Regions from separate parts of the Homo sapiens genome. Here region 2 is linked to region 1. A link is a contact called in ENCODE Hi-C or POLR2A ChIA-PET data. All regions are on one chromosome and are shown on one strand. Each heading gives the region's core, a stretch centred on a gene start or an enhancer-like site at or near the end of the contact. The rest is flanking DNA. Distances are from core to core; before and after follow the strand shown.

Region 1 (2,546 bases), core at 16-2,515:
TATGTGCTGGAAAGATGCCCACAATGCAGTAGGTTTTGAGCATCAATTTGGTAAAATAATACTTAAAAATATTTAAAGAACAAAGTTTGTCATAACTGATTTTATCTTATAACTTATGGAAATTGATTTTTTAAATTTCATAATTGCTTCATTTCTTGAGAGTAAGGTGAACCTGGTAGCATTCTAGTGACCTCTGCTGGTATTGCTCTTTTATCAGATTTCTTTGTTTTTCCTGATTTTATAAACACTTACTGTCACATTGTTTTTTAATATTTAATTTTTCTTCAAATGCAACATCCTGAAAACAGTTTGGAAGTTGTTTAAAATAGCCATAACTATGATTAACACAGGAGTTTTAGGCAAATTAAATTTCTTTTTATTTGAGTTTTTAATCCTTCTAACTATTAACCGTAAACTGAAGGGTATTTGAATTTGTGTTATAACTGCAAACAGCAAATGTGTTACTAACTGCATATTTTCTTTCTATAAATACAGAGCTTTATTTACAAGAAACATTTAAGCCTTTAGTGAATATATCTCCAGATGCAAGGTAAACTTGTTTTTTTTTTCTTTGAAAACATTCATTCAGATGTATGTGTTTTATCACCATGATAGAAAGAAAGACACAAATAAACATGTTCTTCATTCCAAACAGGGCCTGCCTCCTTAATTCCAGCTACACTGTACGCATTCAGTAAATCTAGGAACACTACAAAAATCACAGCCGTTGCTGGTGCTAAGGATGGATAATGGTCTAGTAATAGGGTCATACTAAACCATCACGAAGATCTCGGCCAATCTGGGGGGCGTGTTGAAATTGCAGATTCCTGGGCTTTTACCCCTGACCTGCTAAATCAGGATAGGGCCCAGGAATACACATTTAAACAACTCCCTTGGCAATTCTGCTCCACACTAGCGTTTAAACATCAGTGTGTGTTAGATGTCGGTTCAGATGTGGTGAGAGCATGGGCTGCCTTCTGTGTAGTCGTCTGGCCCGTCCTTTTTTATCCAAGCCTTCTGGTTTGGCTGTGATACATTTCCATATTGGTGTAAAAGCATCTTTCAAACTCAAATCCAGTACAGAGAAAGATTAAAATATTTATTTTCATTTTATTTCCAAGTCCTAACAAAAAGGTATAACAACCTTCTTACTGGCAGTCCCAGGAGAGGGACCAAGTAGAACAGAAATGTTGGCCCTGCAATATCTCCTAGCCGGGCCGGCCCGGGGTAGAGCCAGTTTGCCCACTCACCAATGCAGAGAGCTTGCTGCTACAGCCTTTGCTCTCTTGCCAATACGATGTATCTGTTTGCTTTTCTAAGGATTTAGGTTTCATCGTCTTTCAAATAAAATCACTAAATACACTCTTTAAAAAAACTCCTCTTCCTGGCTGGGCGCAAGGGCTCATGCCCGTAATCCCAGCACTATGGGAGGCCATGGTGGGTGGATCGCTTAAGCTCAGGAGTTCGAGAGCAGCCTGGGCAACGTGGCAAAACCCCATGTCTACAAAAAAGAAAGGTGGCGCATGCCTGTAGTCCCAGCTACTCAAATAGGCTGAGGTGGGAGGATCACCTGAGCCCGGGAGGTCAAGGCTGCAGTGAGCCATGACGGCAGGCAACAGAGCAAGACCCTGTCTCAAAAAAACAAACCAAAAAAAATCTCCTCTTCTAGAGATTTGTAGCTTGCACTTGTATTTGAGATATGTTAACATAGATTGTGAAAAATGAAAAATTTGCTGAGATCTCTAATTTAAAACTCTTCCAAAACACTGTTATTATTGCAATAATAAAAACACTGGAAGTGCTTTAAGGCAGGGGTAGTCCAAAGTGTTCTGATTTTTCTCGAAAGCCTCCTAACAACTTTAATGACTTCTCCCACAGCCTCTTCGATGCTGTATACTCCTTGATCAAAAATAAAATCCACAGATTGCCCGTTATTGACCCTATCAGTGGGAATGCACTTTATATACTTACCCACAAAAGAATCCTCAAGTTCCTCCAGCTTTTTGTAAGTAGTTTTTAGCGTTTCTAAAGACATAATTGCATTTACTTATTAAATAATGTACTTCAAGTAAATTGGCTCCTGTTACCCTCAGTAGAAGAAATTGTTAGTTTTGAGGTCTCCCTTTCTAAACTTCAGTTTCTCAACTTACTACTCTCTGAATTGTACATTCTTAAAGTTGATTCCAATTTAAAAGAATCACCTTTTAGTGCAAGTATCAAAACAATTTTAACAACAAAACTCGGCATTCTCTCTTTAAATTAAAACATTTGTCACCAGCATATGAGGGGAAATAAGGCAATCTGCAAGTCTAATTGAGGACTGTTGTACAAGATAAACTGAACTAATATCTAGAGCAAAAATTGCTTTATGTTGCTTTTACTGGTGTCATGGTTTTAGAAACATGTTCCAAAAAATGCTTTCCTCAAGATTATCTTATAAACTGCAGCAGTGATAGAAAAACCCGAAGCAAATAAAATTTTGGCAAGAGAATACCATGTTGGTCCAAATAAGGCCTGTATTAACCTGTAGGTTTTCTCAGCTACTT
Region 2 (2,546 bases), core at 27-2,526, 160 kb before region 1:
GCGCTGCCTGGTGGAACCCTGGACAAGTGGCCCAGCTCTCCCAGAGGTGCTGCTCCCCGAGGACTCCCGGAGTCACTCAGCAGGCCAGGCGGCTGTCACCTCACAGGGTGGCAGGGTAGCAAAGCAGCTCTGGTGCGTGTCCTTGGATGTCACGGTCAAGTGCCCCTTTCCCTTTTCTGACCCCATCCCAGTCACCCAGAGCTGCTGCTCTAAGTCAGGAAGACTAAATCCCCAGGAACAGGTGAGCATCGCCTGTGGACGGGGCTGGGCGCTGGTGGGGTGTCAGCGAGGTGCGTGCTCTCCCAGGGGCGCTCATCAGGGCTGTGAGAGGTGAGCTGTCGTGACAGTGGCGTGGCTCTGGGAGCAGCCGCCCTCTGGAGAGCCCGGGTTCCCAGCAGAGAAGCTGAACACTGGACAAACAATTCCAGGACTGCAGCGTCTGAAAGTGTCCGAAGACGAAAGGGAAAGATTTCAGAGCCTGAAGGGGTAAATAATGAAGCAGGGAGAAAGGAGATTCAAAAGGGGGTGTATTTTTAAAATAGTGACTCTGGACGGTGACAGAGAAGCCACCACAGCTTGGTGACCTGGGGTTGGGGCCGCAGCCTGGCTGGGTGCTGGCCAGCCCCTGCTGCTCTGTCACCCCCATCCTGTGAGACAGGACCTCACTCAGGGCTTGTGCGTGGGTCCAGGGAGCCTTGGCACCCAAGGATGGTCACCCGGGGTTCCAATTTCCAGATGAGAGTGAGCACTTGGTACATTCAGAGAGCAAGATGAATTCTGCCCTGCGGTAATAATTTGTCTTTTAGCGATTGAGAAGAAAAAAATAGGCAAAGTCCAGGTGCTCTCAGCGTAAATCAACATGAACGTTCCCTGAGGGCCAAGGCAGTCTCTGGTGCTGCTGTGTGTTCTTGGGGCCCTGGGGACTGCTGGCCTCCGGGTGTCTCATGACAGTGGTGCTGGTTGGGGTGCAAGTCCCCAGGAGGTGGCGTCTCCCCTCCCGGTCAGGCCCGTGGTCAAACACTCTGCTGGGCCTGGAGGGATCCACGGAGGACGGGCCCCCGGAGCTGAGCAGCGCAGTGGCCTCTGGAAAGCAGGCTGCTGGGGGAGTGTCCGGGCGTCCGCCCCAGGGCCCTGAGGCTAAGAGCATGACTGCAGGAGGAGGAAGGTGGGGCTCAAAGCAGACCCAGGAGGAAGTTTTGATGACTCACATCACTAAGATGCTTGGCTGGGCCCCACTTTTGGCTGGAAGAGATGACACATCAGCTAATGCTAGTGAGTTCATCAATGAACAGCACCTGAACGCTGACCCGGCTGCCCTGCGCCTCCCAGGGGATACAGGGCCTGAAGGCCCCTCCTCCCTCCCTCCCTCCCTCCTTCTCGCTCCTGGGCCTGGCCAGCCCTGTTTTGATCACAGAACAGCTAAGGCTGATGGAAAGGGAGTGGCTGCAGTCTGGAGTGACCTCTGAGCAGCTGTGGCCAGTGACCCTGAGGAGGGATGTCCAGTTGGCAGCACAGAAAAAAGGAGCAAACCCCTGCGTCTCCAGGCAGGCACCCGTGCGCCAGCCTGCAGGGTGATCAGCCTCAGTTTCCTAGCCCTTCCAGAGTCCCTGCCCAGGGGCACCCCAGCTCTGGTCTCCTGCTGCCCCAGCCTGCCTTCCTCCCCACGGGGCTCCCGTGGCTGCTGGTGGCTCACCTGGGGTCCTCCCCACCTCGATGGCTGGATGCCTCTGCCCCTGCACTCATTACAGCCTGGAGGGGCGTAGGGCCCTGCCTCCTCCTGGAGGTCCCAGTCCCCCACAGGCAGGTCTGCCTCAAAGCCCACCAACACCAAATACCATTGAGTATCGGTTTTGTTTTGTTTTTTGTTTTTTTTTTTGAGACTGAGTTTTGCTCTCGTTGCCCAGGCTGGAGTGCAATGACGCAATCTTGGCTCACTGTAACCTCCGCCTGCTGGGTTCAAGAGATTCTCCTACCTCAGCTTCCTGAGTAGGTGGGATTACAGGCGCATACCACCATGCCCAGCTAATTTTGTATTTTTAGTAGAGGCGGGGTTTCACTATGTTGGTCAGACTGGTCTTGAATTCCTGACCTCAGGTGATCCGCCCGCCTTGGCCTCCCAAAGCGCTGGGATTACAGGTGTGAGCCACCGCGCCCAGCCAGTATCACCTTTTTGATACTTGACTAACAATGCTGTGCTAACTTCTAAAAATGTTTAAGGCAAAGTTTGCTAAAGTGTAAGCATATGGAGAAGAGCACAGATCATAGATGACGAATTTGCACAAACTGAACACCCTTGTGTAGCCAGCACCCCAGAAGCTCCCCATACTCTCTCCCAGCTACTTCCCCTCAAGATTGGCATCGTCTGGTTTTGAATTTACACGATTTTTTTTTGGTCTGGCTTCTTTCACTTGCACTTTGTGAGATGCAGCCGTGCCTGCGTGCGGCGTTGAAGTTCATCAACTCCATTTCATTGCTGCAGAACCCTCCGCTGTCTGCCCAGACAACGACTCCTGCGTCCGTCCAGTTGTTAATGGACACCGTGGTTT

Evidence for each region. A loop is a pair of places that touch in the nucleus more often than their neighbours do. ChIA-PET counts read pairs that join two places held with the same protein, here RNA polymerase II (POLR2A). Pooled maps may share reads with other maps.
Region 2: a map of breast epithelium shows a loop between it and region 1 (2.8-fold over the local background). The contact joins two enhancer-like sites. A Hi-C loop is called at or near these places in 1 of 168 maps with a recorded cell type or tissue (breast epithelium) and 4 of 50 pooled maps. POLR2A ChIA-PET finds 5 or more read pairs at or near these places in 1 of 52 experiments (H1).

What each region holds. Positions count from the first base shown.
Region 1 is chr7:151,568,175-151,570,720 of GRCh38, reverse strand. It overlaps PRKAG2 (protein kinase AMP-activated non-catalytic subunit gamma 2), which reads left to right. Exons shown (of 16, transcript NM_016203.4): 10 at 496-550; 11 at 1,879-2,005. Among named protein-coding and RNA genes, the nearest start is that of RHEB, 50 kb to the right of the region's middle. Within about 2 kb of position 1,265, at least 2 of the 41 ENCODE cell types and tissues checked have a DNase peak (open chromatin) inside an H3K27ac peak, as active enhancers do.
Region 2 is chr7:151,726,546-151,729,091 of GRCh38, reverse strand. The region is part of intron 3 of PRKAG2 (protein kinase AMP-activated non-catalytic subunit gamma 2); the gene reads left to right. Among named protein-coding and RNA genes, the nearest start is that of PRKAG2-AS2, 79 kb to the left of the region's middle. RefSeq lists enhancers at 1,073-1,132, 1,604-2,467. Within about 2 kb of position 1,276, at least 13 of the 41 ENCODE cell types and tissues checked have a DNase peak (open chromatin) inside an H3K27ac peak, as active enhancers do.